2 separate regions of the Homo sapiens genome follow, and region 1 is linked to region 2. Evidence: read pairs that join two places in POLR2A ChIA-PET (ENCODE). Cell type or tissue: OCI-LY7. All regions are shown on one strand. Links, peaks and the distances in the headings refer to the core of each region. The heading gives the core; the rest is flanking DNA. Region 1 overlaps MRPL1 (mitochondrial ribosomal protein L1). Region 2 overlaps CNOT6L (CCR4-NOT transcription complex subunit 6 like).

Region 1 (5,388 bases), core at 278-5,277, 160 kb before region 2:
TCCATCTCTTCACTCAAGGTGCCTACGCAAATAGGGGGGAAAAACATACTTAGGTACTTGACCATGATATGTGAAGTTGCAATTCATTATGAAAGGAGAAATAAAGTAAAGCTCACTAATAAACATTTTATTAGGAAAATTATTATTTGGAATAAAGAAATAAGGTATTTGAAAACTAAAAAAGGTTCCAAATATTGAGATGCCAATGAGAAAAAAAAAACCCTCAAGGCTAAAAAAAAAAAAAAAGGAAGCTAAAAGGGTTACAGAGAGAATGGATAAAGTAGCAAAGGTGACAAAATTAATGTCTTTTAAAAATCAGATCACCATGCAAAGCAAGGAGCTAGATATCTAGAATACAAACATATTAGTATTCATTTTTGGTTTTTACTGTATTTAGTACTGTTTGTTTTGCTCTGATTTGAGCTTGAATTTAATTAAGAACAAAAAAGTTATGAGAAATATTTTCATCAAATTCAACTGCAATTCTGGTTTAATTTTTAAAATATGTTCAGTTTTAGGTCTTACTTAAGAAAGAATATAAACTGGACTCCATAATGAACACTGCTGTAAGGGAAATCCCTAATAAAAAGTGCCAGACACCAGTTCAAAATCTAATAAATATTTATGACTTAATGCATGCTATCAAAAATAAACAAAACTCTAACACAACAAAAGAACTGGAAAGTCCATTTGAATTTAATTTACAGGTCATGATCTAGAATTCAGACAAGTTGTTAGTGGCTAGGATATATAAAAATTTTAGCAGAATTTTTTTAGCTCAACTAGAGTTAAAATTTGAAGACAAATCTACTAACACAATTTTAAAATATTTGTTCTGTTTACACTACAAAATTTTATTTGAAATAATAATATACCAGACATCCAGCACTATCTAAAACAAACTGTGTCAGCAAGTGAACTTGTTTTTCCTCCCAATTGTACTCCCTGTTTCCATTAATGATAACACTTATTAGGAGAGTTCTCTAGACTTAAAAAACCTCAGTATCATTTGACTCTTCCTTTTCTCCCCCTCAACCTCTCCATTCCCAATTAATTGCTAAGTCCTAATATCCTTGACATTTATACATTTCACTCCAGTCTCGTTATGAAGACCTTAGCTTAAACATTACATTTATTAGTCTCTTGCCATTGTACCTGAACTGGTTTCCCTGTCTCTAGTTTCAATTATCTTAAAAACCTCTTGCCAGATTAAAGCTCTAAAGAACAGATTATGTCACTCCCATCTCAAAAACTTCTGAGTCCTGCTGAATATAGAATGCAGATGTTCATGCTCATTAGCCCATCATTCAAAGTTCTTCTCAATACGGCATCAATCTACCTTTCCAACATCATTTCCCATTATTCTCTTCTATTTCAATGTAGGGGTACCACTCCCCACAGTCAAAGAGAGCTAATTAATATTTCTTGTACCTGGCCTATGATTTCTGACTTACTTTGGTGTCTATGATTAATACATTCCTTCTACTTAAAATATTCTCCTCAATCAATTCATCCAACTAATGTTACCTCCTTTATGTTTAAATGTTACCTCTTTTATGATGCCTTCCCTGATTCCTCACCTATGTGTAAACTCCACCTCCACTGAACACCCCTAGCACTTTTTTAATTTATTATATAATACCTCACACTTTATAACACAGTTCCTTATTTAGTGACCTTAACTTTCTTATTAGATTTCTTAAGGAGAAAATATCCATAAGGGGAAAATTTCTTAAGAGAAATTACCTTCAGAGCCATGCATATGGTCAACATTCATACATATGTTGAACACTTTTAAATAAATGGGCATACATATTATATTGATAAACAGGGATAAAAGCCAATAAAACAGTATGATGATAATATACTGAGTAAATAATACATTCCACTAATTGGGAGCTAGACTTTGATCTACATTTTAAAAACTGGTATTATAAAGTAACTAGGTTTTCAAATCATATTAGATTACCAGTATTAATGCCAAAGCGGGGGAAAAAAATCAAACCCGTAGGTTCTCGTAACTCAAACTCAAATACCAGGACATACTATTTATTCTACGCATACATGAACAACTTTGTTTCCTAACTAAGCAAAGTTCACAAGAAAGTTGTTGACAGGATATTGAAATAATAGGAATTCTCTTACTTCGAGAAAGCTTTGGATATTTTTTATTCAGTTTCTTCCTTAATCGATTAAGTTCAGGCATTATTTCTGGAACAGCTACGTAAAAGTCTGCAACAATTTCATCATCCCAAATCTGAAAATTAAAAAAAAAAAGGTGACCTCAGATGAGATGAAAAGCTTTATCGTTCTGAAAAAGTACAATGTAGTCATTTCCTTTATAATTCAGAAAACAGACATTAAGCACAATTCTTTTCTTCAAACACAAAGATCATACAAATACACCTGTCAATTATAAAAACCATCAGAAGTAAAACATTTTCCTTTAAAAACAGCCACATCCTTAAAAAAAAAAATTAATGGTTTCTTCCTTTGGGTTGTGTTAGGCAAAAGTGTTACAAGTCACAACACAGCAATGAATGTGTGCATGGCTTACAGAATCCCACAAAGTTAAATTCATATATTTATTAAAACTGAAGGAACCTACAAAAGCTGAAACTTTTGCAACAGATCACATGTAAAATTAATAACCACTAACTGCCAAACTCACTAGCAACCACTAGCTTCCTAAATTTAGAGCATCAGAGAATTGAATTTATAATTACTTTCACAAAGAACTGAAACTGAAATTTTCCTTACCACCGATAACTAAGAATAAAAGAAGACGTGGTGATCAAAGACAAGTTCACTTATAGTTTATTATCCATACTCTATATCCATTCTCAGAACAAAGGAATTAATATTCAATTTTTAGAAAACATTTTTATTAATTCAGGCAAGCACCTAAAATAACTATTATACTACTACAATATACTCCACTTAAACTCTACTTAATATACTCTACTTAAAACATACAATATACTCCACTTAAACTCCACACCTGTAATCCCAGCACTTTGGGAGGCCAAGGCAGGCAAATCAATTGAGCTCAGGAGTTTGAAATTAGCCTGGGCAACAAGGCAAAATCCTGTCTCTACAAAAAATATAAAAACTAGCCGGGCGTGGTGGCACACATCTGTAGTCCCAGGTAACCGGGAGGCTGAGGTGGGAGGATTGCTTGAAGCCAGGAAGGCAGAGGTTGCAGTAAGCCAAGATCGTGCCACTGCCCAAGCAAGAAATATTTTACCAATGATTCCCTTTGTATGAAATCTTACAATATGCCATTCAAAGCCTTGATTTAGGGGTACACGGTGAATTAAAAACTTGAATTCTGACAAAATTAAGCAATGACTATGGAATTTTATCCTTCTGTTACTATTCTTTGCACAAATTTTTAGTCCTTAAATAACATACCTCTCCTTAACAACAACTTACATTAAATGGGCACTTCTCATGTGCCAAGCATTCTGCTAAATATTTAATATAATTTAGAACATCCAGTCTTCATAACAAACCTTGAGACAGGTACCAGTATTGACCACACATTCCAGATAAAAAAAACTGAGGGATCAGGGAGGATGAGTCAGTCTGTACACACCTAAGAGGCAGAGCTAGAATTGAAAAACAGGCAGTGTGGGTCCAGAACCAGGGGTCTCATCACTGGAAATAGGAAAGCAGAGGCAATTTCTAAATGTCAAAGAACTGTATGTGAGATTTCTATTTCAAGATTTTCCAATCCTAATTCTATGACATGTTCCTTTAAATTAAAATTATGTTTGGAAGTTATGCTATAAGTAGGACTGTATCTTGGAATAATAAAAAACTGTGGATGGAAATCAAGCTCTTAGAGACAAGTAAAAATATGAAGTTACTTTAAAATCACTCAGAACCAGGCATATCTGTGATGTTTCAAAATAAAGTAAAATAAATTTAATAAATGAATGTGTTATCTAAGAAATTACTACGTGGTGCGGTGGCTCACACCTGTAATCTCAGCACTTTGGGAGGCCGAGGAAGGTTGGATCGCCTGAGGTCAGGAGTTCAAGACCAGCCTGGCCAACACGGTGAAACCCCATCTCTACTAAAAATAAAAAAAATTAGCTGGGCGTGGTGGCAGGTGCCTGTAATCCCAGCTACTCGGGAGGCAGATTCAGGAGAATTGCTTGAACCCGGGAGGTGGAGGTTGCAGTGAGCCGAGATTGCGCCATTGCACTCCCCACTGGGCAACAAGAGCGAAACTCCATCTCAAAAAGAGAAAAAAAAAAAAAGAAATGACTACATAAATTTATCCTACTTGGCATTTTATAGAGCTAAGCAAAATGATAAACTAATTTAAAAACACAGGAATGTATAAAAAATTGCAGCCATAATATTATTTACTAAACTGTATTGAATTTACCTCATAACCTGAATACCTTCTAAAAATAACATGGACTAGCTTTAAAAAGACACCACGGGGTAACTTGCAAACTTATCCTATGATGCCTTACACAGATGGCATGCTCCCTCTAATAACAGATCCTCTACTGGGGCCCTAAAGAGAAATTCTGTACCTGTTAATATTTTCTATACTACAGAATTTTAAAATGTCTTTGGCTTCCTTATTTGGGTTACTTTAAAAAATGTGTTTCATTTAGTGAACTTACAGCTTCATAACACTTTCTGCTCTATTACCATTTCTTTCTTGAGAGGTAACTTCTTGCTTAACATTTAAGAACCAAAGGCCAGGTGTGGTGTCTTGGCTGGGAGCAGTGGCTCACGCCTATAATCCCAACATTTTGGGAGGCCAAGGCGGGCAGATCACTTGAAGCCAGGAGTTCGAGACCAGTCTGGCCAATGTGGCAAAACCCCATCTCTACTAAAAATACAAAAATTAGCTGGGCACAGTGGCAGGCGCCTGTAATCCCAGCTACTAGGGAGGCTGAGGCAGGAGAATCACTTGAACTCAGGAGGCAGAGGTTGCAGTGAGCCGAGATCACGTCACTGCACTCCAGCCTGGGTGATGCAACGACACACTGTCTCAAAAAAAATGAAAAAAAAAAAAAACAAAAAAAACTGAACCAAAGGAGTGGCTATGACAGTTCTACAAGGTAACTTTAGTGGTTGCAAGAAGAAAATAGAAAGCTGTATACAAACTCAAGATTAGTTCTCTGATTCTAGAGACCCAGCTCTATTCTCAAATTACCAAACATTTGTGATGATTATTTTTTAATAATTAAAAGTTTTAATAATTTTTTAATTAAAATTAATAATACAACAGAAAGAACTGAGTCCCACTGACTCTGGCCTAGAACCTGTATTAAAGCATACTCTTCCTACTTTCCACTAGTTCTGCAACCAAAAATCATTCTGAAGACCCTCTTTATTTAAAATCCAGAATCCTCACCA
Region 2 (5,388 bases), core at 296-5,295:
CCTGCTTCTTATTTCATGGTCACAAGATGGTTATTATTTCTCCGAGCACTAGCTGTAAGGGGCAAGGTATAAAAGCATGAAGGGATATATATGCTGTCTTTGTTAGGTGGGGCCTCTGAGAAACTTTTTACAATAATCAGACTTCTTGTGTCTTAGTGGCCAGAACTGTATCACATGGTCACTTGCAGCTAGAAAATGACAAGGGAGACAATGCATGTCATGTTTCTTTCATTTAATATCTTTCAGCATGATAGTCTAGGTACCTAAAATTATAATAATGTACCTTTTAGATTTACATTGGTGCAGAAGCATACAGTGGAATTTAACCAAGTGGCGATGGCTAATTCAGATGGATCCGAAGCTATGCTGAACAGAGTGATGACAAAAGATAACATTGGTGTCGCTGTGGTATTAGAGGTCCACAAAGAACTATTTGGAGCAGGTGAGTGCAATGTAAAATATTCTTACTAAAAATAAACACCATCCCAAGTTTTTCCATCTCAAAACAAGTGAAGAGAATTTTGCCGTTATTTATTGCAAAGTTATTTTCTTTTGAGGAAAGTTAAGGGAGATGGGCAGGAAAATAGCACCATTGTGTAAAGCATCATATATTTGTTGGGATATTTTGTGCTCTCTATCACAGTCTTTTTTACTTACCAGATAATCTATGTAAAGTCTTTTTTAATATGCCATTAATCCCAAACAGTTCTTTTAAATAGGGAATATTTTGGTTAGGCTGAATTTAGAAATTATGATGACTTGGCCCTCTTTTTGAATTATATTTTTAGCTTGAGTGTGATTCTTTTGTCTTTAAGGTTAAGGACTTGGCACATTTCCTCTAGTTTCTTTGTTATATCTCAGTCATTGTCAGGGTAAGAGCAGGATCTTTTATCTACATGGTACTTACTTTAGCATTTTAGATTATTTATAGCTTCCTTCAGAGTCAGAAACTCATTATGTACTTCATACACAGACCTTTTTTATCCTTCTTACTGCCTGCCTTTGAGCATCTCACTGTTTACTAGTACATTTTAAGCAAGAAAGGAGTGAGACTACATCAGGGCTTTTTTTCCCCTGTACTTTTTGTAGAGGAAAAGATTATTTTGGACTAGAGTATTGATTTGAATTATTCAGACCATGCATATGTGTCAAACCTTCTTTTCTCACCATACTTCAATTTATTCCTTATCAAAGGTAATCTTTGATATGAAATTTTGGACTTTTTACTTTTCTTAGCCCCTCCGTTTTTATTTACCTTTATGTCCTTTACAATCTTATTCTTCCCAAAGTTTGGTACTTTTTTTTCTGATATTGTGGAGAATATCTTTTGGAGTTTTACTCCTCTTTTAATTTGCGGAAGAGTAATTCTAAATAGTAGAGACTTTTACGTTCTGAAATACATATCTCTTGTACTCATAGAAGGGGAATTTAGTAATATAGTGCTTATGGCTCTTTGAAGGGGAAAATTTTTAATATTGTGAATACTTAATCTATAGCTAAAAGTGACACTGTAAAACTGGGAAAAGAAGATCGCTTAGAAGATTTGGCTACAGACATTTATGATCAAATTGCTTTTAAGGTGACTATGTCAGATATAACAGATACTTCAGTTTCTTATTTTCTCAACATTGAAGATAATTATAGCTTGGTGAGACTGGAAAGAAACTTTAACAAACTAGTAGACTTAGAAAATTAGGTCTTTTCCCCCAAAGCTTATATTCCAATAGAAAAATTTGAGACGCTTCTATAGAAATTATAAAAGAAAAATTAAATTTGTATGTTTACGGATAGTCCAATGGTTTAAAGGTATGTAAAGTAAAAAGTGAGAGATCCCTCATGTCATTCATACTCTAGATTATAGCTCTTGTTGATTTCTCTATAGAGTTACTAACATACAGAATGTGAGTATATGTATTAATAGTTTTATATCTTGAATATTTTATGGACATCTGTCAGTAAATGTTAACTATGTTTAATTTTCAAAAATCTTAATGTATTCCATCTACCATTTGGAAAGTACTATGTTAATGTTTATTTTAACAGAATTAAAAAACATAGAATTATAGGAATAAAAAAAAAACCTTAGAGATATTCTAGTTGAATATTTCACTTCCCAAAAGAATCTGGTTAAATTACTGACCCAAAACTACATAAAATAATTAGTAAGAAAGCCAAGTCTAAAACCCACGTGTCCAGACTTTTATAGCACACTACTCTCTAATTCTGATTTTAAAAATAATGTTATTTCGGTATATGGTGTGAATTTGTTCAGGTAGCAGATGACTTTCTTATTTTATCTTATATAGGTTAATATAATTTACTGCCTTTACTGCTGACCTATCACAGTTGTGCTGTGTTGTGCTTGGGAAATGCAAGGTGAATGAGTACTAGACAGTAGTAAGAATTTAAATTGAGGTTTAGGTAACTCAACTGAAAACCTGCCTTACTACATTATTGTGCTATTTAAATGACAGATATTTAAAGGGCTATACCAAATTTGTGGGCCAGATTTAGCCCATGGGCTACAGTTTGCCAACTTGATCTAGGAGAGTAATTCCCATAGTAGGATTACCAGAATCTCAGCCCTTTAGCTTCTAAGAATTACTTTATGAGATAAAAGGGAAGTTATAAATTCATGGAAAAGAGTAAAGAAGTAGCTGTGGATCATATTGAGAAAACCTGAGGATGCCACATTTCTTCAAACATAAAGCATAACTTTGTCTTCTTTTTGTAATGTTTAAATTTAGGTATGAAGCCTATTCATGCTGCAGACAAACAGCTGCTTATAGTGGCAAATGCCCACATGCATTGGGACCCAGAGTATTCTGATGTGAAGCTCATCCAGACCATGATGTTTGTCTCAGAGGTTAAAAACATTCTGGAGAAAGCCTCTAGTAGGCCTGGAAGCCCAACTGCAGATCCTAATTCCATCCCGCTGGTGCTATGTGCAGATCTTAACTCATTGCCAGATTCAGGTATTTATAATATCATTTCCTCACTGCTTTCAATTTCACTTTTACTCTTGGTTCAAAGGCCAGCTAGCTCCTAAATTTTGAGTAGATAAATTAAGGAATGTATCATAAGAATTCCATGGATGGGACACAAGGTAATAGAAGAGAGTTTAATAAAGAAGCTATTACCAAAGGTGTTGCCTGGTTTAAGGGAAACAAAGCAATAAATGATGCAGTACTCTGCCACTAGGGGATTTAGTAATAGATCTCTTTACCACTCCTCTACCTAAAAGGGAAAGTGGTGGGAGCTGTCTGTCATTAGAACTTGGAAAAAATACAGTTGTAGGAAAGGGCCACATAATAGGAGTGATGGCTTTGAATTGCATGAAGCGGTCAATCCCTGGCAAACCAAAAAGAAGGGAGCCAGGGAAATATATATTCTTACCTCACTCTGCTTCTGTCCTTTCATCTCCTGCTAGGCTGCCCATTGATCAAATCCAACCAAAAGCTAGAGCGGGGAGGGATTTGCAGTTGATGCAATAAAGATCAGCTGCCTGAGGCACAGAGTGTACTGCAGAAGGGTGATCTGAAGGGGCAGCCAGAAAATATTCATTACGTGTAGCTCTCTAGTTTAATAATGTTAGCAACTTTTAAGTGAATTCATTAAATGATATTTGGATAATGTTAGTAGTTACAGAAGAATGATCAAAATTATCCTAGGGCTTCATATTACTTCTTGAGCTCCACTAAACTACTTTATGTCTGAACTTTTATCATTTTACTTTTTATAAAAATAATTTCTGCATTTTAGGTATCAAATGGAAAACATTAGACTATTACTCTTTTGCCAATACCAAAGCATATGCTAAATTTTGTATATTATCACTGCTAGGCTATTTTAAGTTATTTAAAGTAAGTAACAATAAGGTTACTATAAGATAACCTAAATGCCTACACTTGGAATATTAAAAAAAAGTCACTGAACTTGAAAACATCTTTTTCTTCTTAGCAAATAATGCTGAAATCATTGTTTATAAGTGTTTGTCTTTAACCCCTAGCCTAATTGGCACTTTAACCACATGCTCCTTTCTTAATCCTTTCTTAAGTTGAATTACTCTCAAGTGCAAGTTTTTCTCCCATTGTATTTGATTTGTTAAAACCAGTTAGTTGTCATTTGGCAACACAACATAGTGAAATGACTTTGGTACCAGACTGTCATGGTTGGATCCTGATTTTGCTACTTATGAACTATGCAATCTGTGACTAAGTTCCTCATTTTTCCTTTTTTTTTTTTTTTTTTTTTTTTTTTTTTTTTGAGACAGAGTTGTGCTCTTGTTGCCAAGGTTGGAGTGCAGTGGTGCAGTCTTGACTGCAACCTCTGCCTCCCGGGTTCAAGCAATTCTCCTGCCTTAGCCTCCCAGTAGCTGGAATTACAGGTGCATGCCACCACGCCCAGCTAATTTTTGTATTTTTAGTAGAGACAGGCTTTCACCATGTTGGCCAGGCTGGTCTCGAACTCCTGACCTCAGGTGCTGGATCCGCCCACCTCGGCCTCTCAAAGTGTTGGGAGTTTTACAGGTGTGAGCCACCGCACCCAGCCTAGTTCTTCATTTTTAACAAGGGGGGAATCATGTTATCTACTTCATAGAATTGTGAGATTTACATGAATAAAGCACTTAGAACAGTGCCTGGCATGTAGCAAATACTAGACAAATGATAGTGCCTTCTGAGCTATTTACAATACTGATATTGTGCTTATCACACATTCATTATATCTTACTATCAATCCTTATTACAAATAGAAAGATGACTCTAACAGTGCACTAATCATCATAAGGGTTTTGATACTGTTTTCATGTTTGCTAATTCAGTGGAAGCAGTGCACTTTTCTGAATGCTATTCTTCTCTTCAGCCTTGTATTTTTAGCCAAGTGGTATACTTCTGGCATATAATATGCTTTATAGTGTCAGACTGAGAAAACTCACTCTAGCTCAAAATAAAGAATGATATTGTCTAGCTGACATTAGACATTGAAATGTTGAAGATGCAAAATCTGTTTTTGTTGTAAACTATTTTTATTAATATGCTCTACTTATATATTCGCAAAGTTGTTGATTGCTTAGAATGGGGAAATACTAAAGAGATAGTGGTTTGGAATAATTTTCCAAAAACATTTAGGGTTAATACCTTCCTGGTGAATGCCATCCTAGGTCCTGGAAATCATCTTTAGCCTGAAAAACCACTAAGAAAACTAAGGATATCTTTGAGTGTTCCTGATATATTTTGTTCTGAAATAGGCAAACATCCTTTGATTCATTTGCTTGACTCATATGAAATGGCTGGTATTTGATTTTTTATTTTTAAACAACAACAAAAGGCAGTTTTATATGGCTCAACCTAAGAAGACCACTCTGAGCCTGGTGGATTAACCTGGTAA

The links. Peaks named below come from ENCODE experiments on the same cell type or tissue, not always from the same donor. Only the 100,000 strongest peaks of a DNase experiment are listed, where the experiment ranks them.
Region 1: POLR2A ChIA-PET joins it to region 2 with 10 read pairs; 4 of 35 experiments call an interaction of 5 or more read pairs at or near these places.

What each region holds. Positions count from the first base shown.
Region 1 is chr4:77,891,008-77,896,395 of GRCh38, reverse strand. It overlaps MRPL1 (mitochondrial ribosomal protein L1), which reads right to left. Exons shown (of 9, transcript NM_020236.4): 6 at 2,146-2,257. Among named protein-coding and RNA genes, the nearest start is that of MRPL1, 31 kb to the right of the region's middle. In OCI-LY7, for the core only: no CTCF peak of the experiment used is centred there; a DNase peak (open chromatin) is centred at 2,685; H3K4me3 peaks cover 1,491 bases; H3K27ac peaks cover 4,363 bases.
Region 2 is chr4:77,726,441-77,731,828 of GRCh38, reverse strand. It overlaps CNOT6L (CCR4-NOT transcription complex subunit 6 like), which reads left to right. Exons shown (of 12, transcript NM_144571.3): 9 at 291-442; 10 at 2,748-2,975. Among named protein-coding and RNA genes, the nearest start is that of CNOT6L, 90 kb to the left of the region's middle. In OCI-LY7, for the core only: a CTCF peak has its summit at 3,199; no DNase peak of the experiment used is centred there; H3K27ac peaks cover 209 bases.